2 separate regions of the Homo sapiens genome follow, and region 1 is linked to region 2. Evidence: read pairs that join two places in POLR2A ChIA-PET (ENCODE). Cell type or tissue: MCF 10A. All regions are shown on one strand. Each heading gives the region's core, and the rest is flanking DNA. Links, peaks and the distances in the headings are about the cores only. Region 1 overlaps NFIB (nuclear factor I B). Region 2 overlaps NFIB (nuclear factor I B).

What was found. ChIA-PET counts read pairs that join two places held together with the same protein. Peaks named below come from ENCODE experiments on the same cell type or tissue, not always from the same donor. Only the 100,000 strongest peaks of a DNase experiment are listed, where the experiment ranks them.
Region 1: POLR2A ChIA-PET joins it to region 2 with 6 read pairs; 4 of 35 experiments call an interaction of 5 or more read pairs at or near these places.

The regions. Positions count from the first base shown.
Region 1 is chr9:14,274,320-14,279,708 of GRCh38, reverse strand. The region is part of intron 2 of NFIB (nuclear factor I B); the gene reads left to right. Among named protein-coding and RNA genes, the nearest start is that of NFIB, 37 kb to the left of the region's middle. RefSeq lists enhancers at 4,691-5,290, 5,291-5,389. In MCF 10A, for the core only: no CTCF peak of the experiment used is centred there; a DNase peak (open chromatin) is centred at 2,278.
Region 2 is chr9:14,163,252-14,168,640 of GRCh38, reverse strand. The region is part of intron 3 of NFIB (nuclear factor I B); the gene reads left to right. Among named protein-coding and RNA genes, the nearest start is that of NFIB, 150 kb to the left of the region's middle. In MCF 10A, for the core only: no CTCF peak of the experiment used is centred there; a DNase peak (open chromatin) is centred at 2,760.

The DNA of each region.
Region 1 (5,389 bases), core at 209-5,208, 110 kb before region 2:
GAAAGGAGTGTGCAGAAGGAGCAAATACAGACTAGCAGCAGTACATGTTGTGGCCCATAAATATCCATCCTGGAAAATATCTTAGGTGCTTTGAGTTGTAGATGAGCAACATCCTTCAAATTAGATTTATGTTTTATTGTCTGAAGTAAATTATATCGATCTCTGTTGCCTTGAGGGTCTTTCTTTGAAGTCGTACCTTTTGACCTGCCTTCTCTATGGAGCAGTCTGATCACTGTTAGCCTTAATTTCCCTTTTTGATGAGGATTTAATAAGGTCTCAATCTCAGGTGGTCAAGTCTTAGGTAAAATGTTTGTGTGAAAGTAGTGGGAAGGGGATACAACTTGGAGAATCTAGTTATCAGTGTTGAAAACAGGATTCAGTTTCCAGGCATGATGTACTTTTTTCATCATAGTGATTAGTAGATGTAATATCCTCTTATTATCGTAGAAAAGGTAGGGGATATGATGGGAAGACGGGGCTTCCATTTTTGGTTCCATTACCAGTGACTGGGACTTGTGCTTCGGTTTTGCCGTCTGTATAATGATGGCATTGTTAACAATCACTCCTGAGGATAAATTTTGATAACGTGTGTGAAAGGGCTTTGTGAATTGTAGGCACACTCTCTCTGTGTCCGTCTCTCTCTCTGTGTGTGTATGCATATATTTTTCTCCCTACCTCACTAAAATGAAAAATTCCTGAGGATAAGAAACACCTTATTTTTAACACCTGTTTTATAGATAGTACTGATAATGTTTTTGTATTGAACCTATTGTGGACTTTCAGCTTAGGTGTTTGAGTGAAAGTTTCCTAAAGTTAGTTAACACATTTTTTTCCCCTCAGTATGCCTGTAGTTTATAAGTAGCGTGAAGTTCTACTGCTGGAAAATACAGTGGACAAGTGACATGGTTAGCTTTGTGCTCTGACTGGAATTATTTTCCCCCAGTTCGTTTTTCAGTTTGTCCCAAGAAAGTCACTGCTTCTGAATCATGGTGGGGTTAAAAGTCTAAATTCCCCACAAAACAGTCAATAACATTATACCTTAGTAATGACCCTAACAGGGTTCTGTCCCAGCTTCCCGCCCACATTCATTGTTCATGTTTTACTCACTAACCTCCAAACCCAAACATTCTAGGCTCCGCTCACTCAGGGGCTCGCCTCTTTTCTTTCCTCAGCCATTGAGGCAGCCTGAGGGGATACATGGTCTTCCTTCTGTACACTGTTGCTTTTGATTTCCACATGTTTCAGACCATTGGATGGCCCAGTTTTGGAGGTGCAAAATAAGACTGATTGAACATGTGTATCTTGTTAGGAATGTTATGACAAATAACAGCAGCTGTATAAACTAATCTTTCTGTAGCTTCGCACGACTCAATTAACAATGGACCACTGTCAACATTTGGTCCTTTTTACCTCATGGTTCCTGTGAACTTTTCTGTTGGACATCAGATTACTTTTACCTACCAACAGAAGAAAATATCAAATACTGCAAGTCAACTGCACTTCCCATGGTGTTCTCCACGTGATCTGGGGAGGGACTGCCAATTATAATGATTACTGCATTGATTCTAATTAGAAAGACATACTGGTCATCAGGATGGTTGTGACAGTTTAGGATTAATTTTTCTGAACTTAGCACCAAAACTCATGGTCGTAAGATGCTGGTCTCTGAAGTTTAGAGTGACTACAGCATGAGGCAGGGTGGCAGGGACATAGCTTCCCCCAGAGATCATCACAGGAGACAGAAACATCTTTGTGAGCGCTTTGCCATGTAGAAGTCTACTGTTGTGCATGGTAATTTCAAGTCACGAGAAACAGAAATCTCAAGTGACCTTTTATCTCTTTAGGTAATTTCTATCTGTACTTTTTGTGAGAAAAAAGGAGGGTACACTGGATGTTCAAGTACAATGGGGAACTCAGAAAAGCAGAGTTATAGCCTTAGAGTAAGGATGAGTAAAAGTTCAAGTTCCAGCTTAAATGTACTTGACATTTGAACCCCCTGTTTGAAGCCCTTACTTTAGGTCTATCTGCAGAGGACATCTGAAATTCCTTTGGCTTCTAATCTATGGCAAGTGAACAGGAATGGATGACAAAGGGATATAAAGATAGAGCTCAAACAAGTTGTTGTTAATTCTTTCTTTCACCTACGAGGACTAATGAAAAGCTTAAATTACTAAATTCAGACTAGACCATTGTCGCTACTTGCCAAACAGTACATGCTTGTGCGTCTGTCTAATCCATATTTGAAAGCCACAAACAGAAGCACATAATTTGGCAAAACACCAAAAACATGCCTCGGCACACTTCTGGAGATTCTTCCAAATGACTTAATGATTCAAAAATGTGTGTGTGTGTGTGTGTGTGTGTCTGTGTGTGCGTGCACGTGTGTGCGCGGGTGCACATGCATATTGCCTGGAGATGCTTGGAATAAATTCTGCCAGCAAACCATGTGTATTACACTTGTTTGGAGGATTTGAGGATTTCTTTCAAAATTCTGAATTGTAGAAAGCAAAAGATAAGGCTGTTTCTTGGGCAGTTACTTTCTCTTTTATTTTAAAGATGAGTAAGTAAAAACTTGTTATTTAAAAAAAATCTCCTCAAAATACAACATGTAAAACATTCTGTCTTTTAAGAAAGTTTAAGCATTCTATTTGTTTTTGAAATGTGTTTTGAGCTTTTTTTAACAGGTGGATCACAAATAGCAGTTCAGTACAAGAAAAGTTCTTCGTAGCACCATGAAGAAATTTCCTGAATTGAAAAATTATTCTTTCCTAAGCTTTTTACAGAAGTATTTTTTTGTGGCCTGATTTCTGCTTGATATAGAAAAGATGTACTTTTTAAAAAAGCACATAATCTGAATTCAGTTTACAATACTTGAAGATATTTAGGTGACTGCATGAAGCTATATTAATAAGACAGATATGGAAGGCAAACAGTCCCTAAGAAACCTTTCGTGTGATCAGCTTTCCCTCGCATGAATATTATTTTTAAAGTCAGATACTTCTATGTGTAGTATTTTATTTAAATATTGCAGGAACCTTCACAAGATAGATATTATTATTACTCATCTAAAGATGAGAAAATTAGAGCTCACAGAATTTTACAATAAGTTACCCAGTATTTCACATGTAGGAAGTGGCAAAGGTAATCTGAAGCCTGAGTCCGCAGATAATGCCTTTGGCGTTGTACCTTTCAGCCTTCTCTGAGAAAGGTACATTTGTATTACAATTTATCTTCCTTTCATTCCTTAAATTGCAAACCATATTGCTCTGAAGGTCATTCTATGTAGATTATGTTAATGTCTTCCAGTTAGCTGTTTAAGTTATACCTCATACTTGTAAATTGTAAAGCACCTTTATCTTTTGTTTAAAGTATCTTATTTAATATTTATTTCAATTGGATAAGATATTGTTTCCATTTTACAATTGAGAAAATAGGATTGGGAAGCAACTACCCCAACAGATAGTCTAGATCTGGGGATTAAGAACAGTATCTTTTCCCCAACTGTTTTTCCACTGCATTTTAAATGTTTTAAGTCCAAAGAAAATTTGTGCTTGATTCACCACCTCATACCAAAAAATGGAGTATGGCAAACCTAGACCTTTTTTGCTTGACAAGACAAAACAAAAAACCCCTGCAGTATCTAGTCATGTAATTCTTAGTGAACATCTTCTCATATTTCAGTATAAATTGGTAATTTGTCAAGCTATCCATATATGCTTGAGAGACTCTTCATTTTTGGTTAAGGGTAAGAAAGTTTTTTTTTTTTCCTTCCTAGTTTCAGAGTTTTTGGTATACTGGTAGAGTTTTGAACATCAACAACTTTTAGTCTTTTGGCATAATAGGATTAGATAGATTATGGTTACTGAATTCACACAAATGTAAAAGAAAAATAGAGATAGGGAAGTGAGGGAGGAGGGACTTAGTTCTTACTGCCGTATTTATCTATTTTTAGTGCCATTTGAAAATTGCCACAGGAATGTAGCATCTCTTTTCTCCTGCAGACTTAGTTTTACATCAGTTTCTTAGTATGCCATATAGGATAGCATTATACTCATGTCCTTTTAGATAAGTACTCACAACTAGGAAATTAAGATGCCAAGGATATAAGCCCCTGGGTGTGATAGGGTTTTCACTTATATACACAGATATCATTCTTCAAGGATACTGCTTGTGAATGGGATGACTCAGGAGATGTTAATGAGAGTCTTCCTAGCCTGGCATGATATCCTAACCATGGCGCCGTGCACTTTTTCTTCCCTGTTTGCCTCAACTGCACTGATATCGCTTTATTCTTCTTCTTACTATGACTTTATGATTGATGGTTACGAAAATCCCAGAACTGATATGAATTCAAGTGTGTTCAACGATTAGAGTAAGAGAATGTTGGCTGATAAAGAAGAAGTTGACTTTAGTTGAACACAAAGATATTGAACTCTAAGTTACTCATTTAAATATGTGACACAGAAGTAGAATTCACAGAGGTTAACCCCTTGGAGCACTCAGAGACCATGATCCTGGCCTTGTCCACGTAAAACAACTCCCTTCAGAAGTAACAAGAGCAAGGTCCAGCCATTGCCAACTGAAGCCCGTTGAATACACTGGGACGTGGGCAAATTAAGAACTTACTGATAGTTCGCCCACTGGATTTTATCATAGATCTTATCAGCTTCATGGTCTATGACTGTTGATTTGACTTTCTCATGAAGTAAATTAACTTCAAAACAAAACCTCACTATCTCTTATCTGTTGCCTAAACAATGTTTCCAAAAATTGACCACCTTACTATACAGTTCACTTGGATTTCTTAAGAAATCAGTTAATTTAGCTAACTGGCAAACAGAACTCCACCACCTCTTCTCTGGTTCTGAAACAATGTTTCCAAACGATGGTTGTCCTTTAGCATGCTGTCAGAGCACAGTAGGCCCCAATTTTTAAAAGAGATAATTCTTTTGTCTTTAATTTTGTCAATTTTAGCCCAGTTCGACTTAGTTCTTGTGCCTCATGTTGGATAGTTGCTCTAGAGAAATGTGATCCCAGGAATGCTGGTGATTTGCTGTTTTAAAATGGTGCTGTGCTTTAGGTTTCTGTTCAAATCTAAGATTTCAGAAGAGTCAGTAACTGCAAATAATCTAAAAGGGGAAGAGTGAAGAATGCTTCTAACTTCCCTTTGAAATGAATAGCTCTGCCAGAGCAGCAGCTATTAGAAAAACAAAAACGACAAAGAAAAGCTGCTCAGCCCAGCACACAGAGGTAAATTTACTTACATCAGACTGAAAAATGAGGGCTGGGCTTTGAAAAGACATCCCTTCTGACTAGAGGAAAGCTTGTAATTTTGGCACGGCTGCCGCCCTCCTAAGCCCCTGAGAAATTCTGAAAAACATTACGGAAG
Region 2 (5,389 bases), core at 310-5,309:
GTGATGTGCAAATCTGATTATTTCATTCACCTCCTTGTATGGTTCCAAGGTCTCCACTCTAGCCTAAGCCTAGCTCGTTAGCATGACATACAATATGACCCTTCATGATTTGTCCGTTGCACACATGGACTATGCCTTTAGCGTTAGCCGTGTGCTGCTTCTTTGTATCTTTGCTCATGTTGTTTCTCTGCCTAGAATGCTTGTACTCCCTTGTCACCTCCTCAGTGAGACTTCTTCAGAGCCTCTCTGCAGTGCTGTTTTACAGTACTAGCATTTAGTGCACTATTTTATCTCTATTTTCGCATCTACTCCCCTTAATGAATTCTGAGCCCCTTTGGGTGAGTATTGCATTCTTCTTTTTTGTATACCTATCATCCAAGGCAATGCCTACCTACAGACAATGTCCAAGATTTATGAAGCAGAGGCTTAGACCAATAATAGACTAAATAAATAACCTGTTCTTGCAGTGTGTGGGATCATTCCCTTACTCAGAACCTGACCTAGGCCTAGAAAAAGCGGGTACTTCTGCGGAGATACTTACAGTGATCCTCTTATGCCCTGTAGGTATACCACATCCTAGACATGATTATTTGGAATATTTTTCTGAACTCCTCATCTTATGTAGCATACTGATGATGAATTTTGTAGAGAGGTATCTGACTGAGAATTGTAGCACTCCAATATAATTGCTGATTCAGAATACTAATCTCAGGTGGATAGAGTTTCTCTTCTCCCAGTTTGACAAATTATAGAGAAGTCCTGTTTGCTGCTTTTGTGCTTTTGTTTACTAGGGAGTATACTACAGTGTTCTTAGAGTTCACTTGACCATGAATGAGGAACCTGGTAAGATAACATTCTAGAAGCTGCAAAAAAATACCTGACTGTTGTAATTCATACCTTCAAAAATATTCCTGATTACACTGAATGTTTCTGATTCACTTGTGATTCTTTTTGTGCTGTGGAAATAGCACTTTTTGAAAATTTGGAAACCACTCTTTATAGGTCACTTGCTAACTTTATTGAGGTATAATAGCATACAATAAGTTGCATATATATAGTGTACAGTTAGATGAGTTTTGACATATGTGTTTGTTTGTTTTGTTTTGTTGAGACAGCATCTCACTCTGTTGCCCGGTCTGGAGTGCAGTGGTGTGATCTTGGCTCATTGCAACCCCTGCCTCCCAGGTTCAAGCAATTCTCATGCCTCAGCCTCCTGAGCAGCTGGCACTAGAGGCGCGTACCACCATGCTATGTATTTTTAGTAGATGTAGGGTTTCGCTATGTTGTCCAGGCTGGTCTTAAGCTCCTGGACTCAAGTGATCCACCTGCCTCGGCCTCCTAGAGTGCTGGGATTACAGGCATGAGCCACCACACCCAGCCAGTTCTGACGTATGCATATACTCATGAAATCAGTACCACACTCAAGGATGATGACGTTTCCTCTAATCCCAAAGGTTTCGTCTACCCTCATCTTCAGATGACTTATTGATCTGTTTTCTGTCTCTTCCAATTAGTTTACATTACTGAATATGTTAAAAAGGGGAACCCCCCCCCCCCGACACACACACACAACAATATGCCCTTGGTGAGAAAATATGGAGGAACAAGGGAAATGGGATATGATCAAGAACCACGAGGACATATCTTTGAAAATAAAGAACTAGAAAAAAATTCCAGAGAAAATGTTTACCCAGAAGACTTATACGAAAAGTGAACCTACAAAAGAATAGCTTCAATAAATGCGGTATTCTGTGAGATGAGGAAGAATATCAAGAAAAACTAAATTGCTTTCATAGCGTTAAAATTGCATCGGAGGAGTAAGAAACAGCACTGATACTGTGGAAAAAAGCATTGATATAGAGGACAACCCCAAGATACTTATTCCAGAAGCAGAGGAAACACAGAGGTTAAGATGATGAGAAAAGGGTTGATGATGAGAGAATAGAAAATTCAAGGTTTATTTAGGTGTTCATTGTGGAGAAATTGGAGGATGTAGGATCAAAGACAAATGGAGAAAAATTTGATGAGCTAAAAATTATCTATGTGGATTAAAAGGACTAATGCTATTCCAGCCACATAATGAGAGGCTTGTATCTAAATATATCCTGTTGAAATTTTTACATTTCGTGGATGAAGAAAATTTTGAAATGTCCTGGATGAAAAACAAGTTACTTCTAGATTTCCTTTTATCGACATTAAATAACAGGAGACAGTGGGAGAATACTTGAAATTGTGATGGAAAAAACATTGTTTTTCACTCAAGGAGTTTCACCTACAGTCAAAGGCAATGGAAATATATTCTTTATTACTCATGGTATCAAAAAATAGAGTTCCTCATTTTATTTGCAAAAATGTTACTTGAATACCTATTCTGACTGGCAATGTGATGACTCAATAAAAAAATTAAGAACAGGAAAGTATAACCATAAATATATGAATAAAAATATAGATAGAGACTAATCATGAGAATAGTAACAATTAAGGTGAGAATTATGACCAAGTAATTGTTATAAATAAGATGACAGACATAAATGTCAATGTAAAAGATTGTTCTTGAATATATGTAAACAAGAATGTGGTTAACAATCTGGGTCCAAAATTTTAGACTGCATTTTTAAATTTTAGTGAAATACGCGTAACATTAAATTTGTCATCTTAACCATTTTTAAGTGTACAATACAGTAGTGTGAAATGTATTCACGTCATTGTGCAACCAACCTCCAGAAACTTTTCATCTTGCAAAACTGAAACTCAATACCTGTTAAATAACAGCTCTCCATTCCCTACTCTCCCCAGCCCCTGGCAACCACCATGTGACTTTGTTTCTATGAGTTTGACTACCCTAGATAGTTCATGTAAGTGGAATTATACAGTATTTGTCTTTTTGTGACTGGCTTTTTTCCAGATTACATTTTTAAGGGCTGCAAAGAGGAGGAGGCTGGGGAGGTTGGGAAAATAGGAATGACAGACTAGTGTTCCCCTTTTAGAATAATTTATTGTTGAATTTTGCTGAAGAGTCTGTATTATTTGCTTTGTCTCTATTTGTGCTTAGATTTATTATTAGGTAAGCCTGCCTCTTGGTGTCAAGTACATTTTCAGCATCTTGATATGGTCATATGACTTTTTCCTCTATCGTAATGATAGCTTTTCTCATAGTGAGCTGCACTCATTCATGGAATAAACCCTGATTATAATAGTGTATTGTTCTTTTGATAATATTGCTGTATTCAATTTCATATTTTATTTAGGCATCTTGAAGTCACATTTACTTGTGTGCTTGATCTTTCATTGGTTGGTTCATTGTTTTGTTTCGATGAGAGAGGCTACAAATTTAGGTATTCAAGTTTTGCTGGCCTCATAGAGGCTTATAAGAAAGTGTTCTTCATGAGGAAGCTTGTCTTATTTCCTAAGGCCTGGGAGAGTGTAAATAACATTGGAACCTAAAGACTAGATAAAGGATACATAAAATCCAGCTGTGCACTCGCCTGGACCTGGTGCTGTTTTCAAAGGTGGTTCTTACTCACATTTCTAGTATGTTCTAGGATTGTCAAATTTTTAAGTACACTTATGAATCACCTGCAGATCTCATTAAGCTGTGGATTCTGATTCTGAGGGTCTGGGGTAGAGCCTATTCTTCTTCACTTCTAATAAGCTCCCCAGTTATGCCAGTGCTAGTGGCTCTGGAACCACATTCTGAATGTGGTGTCATAGTGATTCCCAAACTTTGCTGTACATTTGAATCACTTGGGGGAACTTTTAAAAGAGTTCTCATGTCCAGGTCTCACCCCATATCAATTAAATCAGAATAGCTGGGGTTGGAAGCCAAACATAAACTGCTTTCAAGAATCCCAGATGGTTCCAGTGTTCAGCAAATTTGGCAACCACTACACTAGGATAATCGGTCCACTCAGGTTTTACACTTCTCTGCTCAATTTTGGTTACTTTTAGTTTACTAATACTTGCCCATTTAAGTTTTCAAAGTTGTAGTCAATAAGTTGTATGTATTATTCTCTCATAATTGTTTTAATGTATTTGATTTCTATGGTTATGTCTTCTTTTTATATTTGTATGTCATGTACCACATCATGATAGGTCAGTCGAAGACAGATTACATATGGCAGTGGTCCCATAAGATTATAATATTTTTATGGTACCTTTGCTATGTTCAGATATGTTTAGATACACACATACCATTGTCTTAAAATCCCCTACGGTATCAGTACAGTAGTATGCTATACAGGTTTGTAGCCTAGGAGCTATATGCAATTTCATGCATATAGCCTAGGTGTGTAGTAGGTTATACCATCTAGGTTTGTGTAAGTACACTCTGTGATGTTCATACAACCATGAAATTGCCTATTAACACATTTCTCAGAATGTGTCCCTGCCATTAAGCCATTCATGACTATACTTGTATATTTTTACTTTCTCTTTTTCCCTTAATCAGGCATGGAAGTGGTTTTTCTGTCTTGTTGGTCTTTTTAGAGAGTCATTTGTTTTATTTATTTTTTTAAATATTTCTTTTTTTCTATTCTGTTAATTTCAGCTTTTATGTTTAATTTCATCTTTTTAATTTTTGGGGTGGTTGTGATGCTGTTCTTTCTTTTATGGTAAGTAATGGGTTTCTTTCTTTCTTCTTTTTCTTTTCATTGCTTTTTAGATAGTTTATAATTTCCCTTTTGATTTTTCTCTTTGGTTCATGGTTTATTTTCTTAATTTCTAGGTAGTTGAGATAATTCAGTCATTTTTTTATTATTTACTTTTATTTGCCAAAGATGAGACAGTATGGCCTTAAAAGTCTGTACTTTTAGGGATTTGTTAAAGTTGCCTCTTTGGTCAAAAACATGATCGATGTTTTTAGAAGTTCCATGAACATATCAGTAAAATATAATTTGTATTTGAATGATATGAAGTTAGTCTTTGTCTAACAGTCATGTTCAATTCTTAAAAAGATACATTAATAGTAAAAATTCTCACTGTGACTTTATTTTTTATAAAGTTTCTTGTATTTTAATAGATTGTATTCATAATATTTTTTGGTGCATGTGGGGTTTATGATTTATCTTCTTTATTAATTGTGCCTTTTATCCATTTATAATTATCTTTGTTGTAATTCAGCTTAAGTTTTCTCTTAACCGTTGCTGATACTGCTTCCTTTTTGTTTGAATTTGCCTGATTTCTCTTTGCCTACCCATTTATTTACAACTTTTTGTTCTCTTTATTATCATTTTGTGTTAGGTGTGTTTCTTGAAAACAGTTGGATTTTGTATTTTTCAGTTGACCTAAACTCCCTTTATGGGAAAATTCAGTCCATATACATTTATTGTAGTGATTTATGTATTTTATTTTATCCCTTATATTTTACTTCATATTATTATATATTTTTACA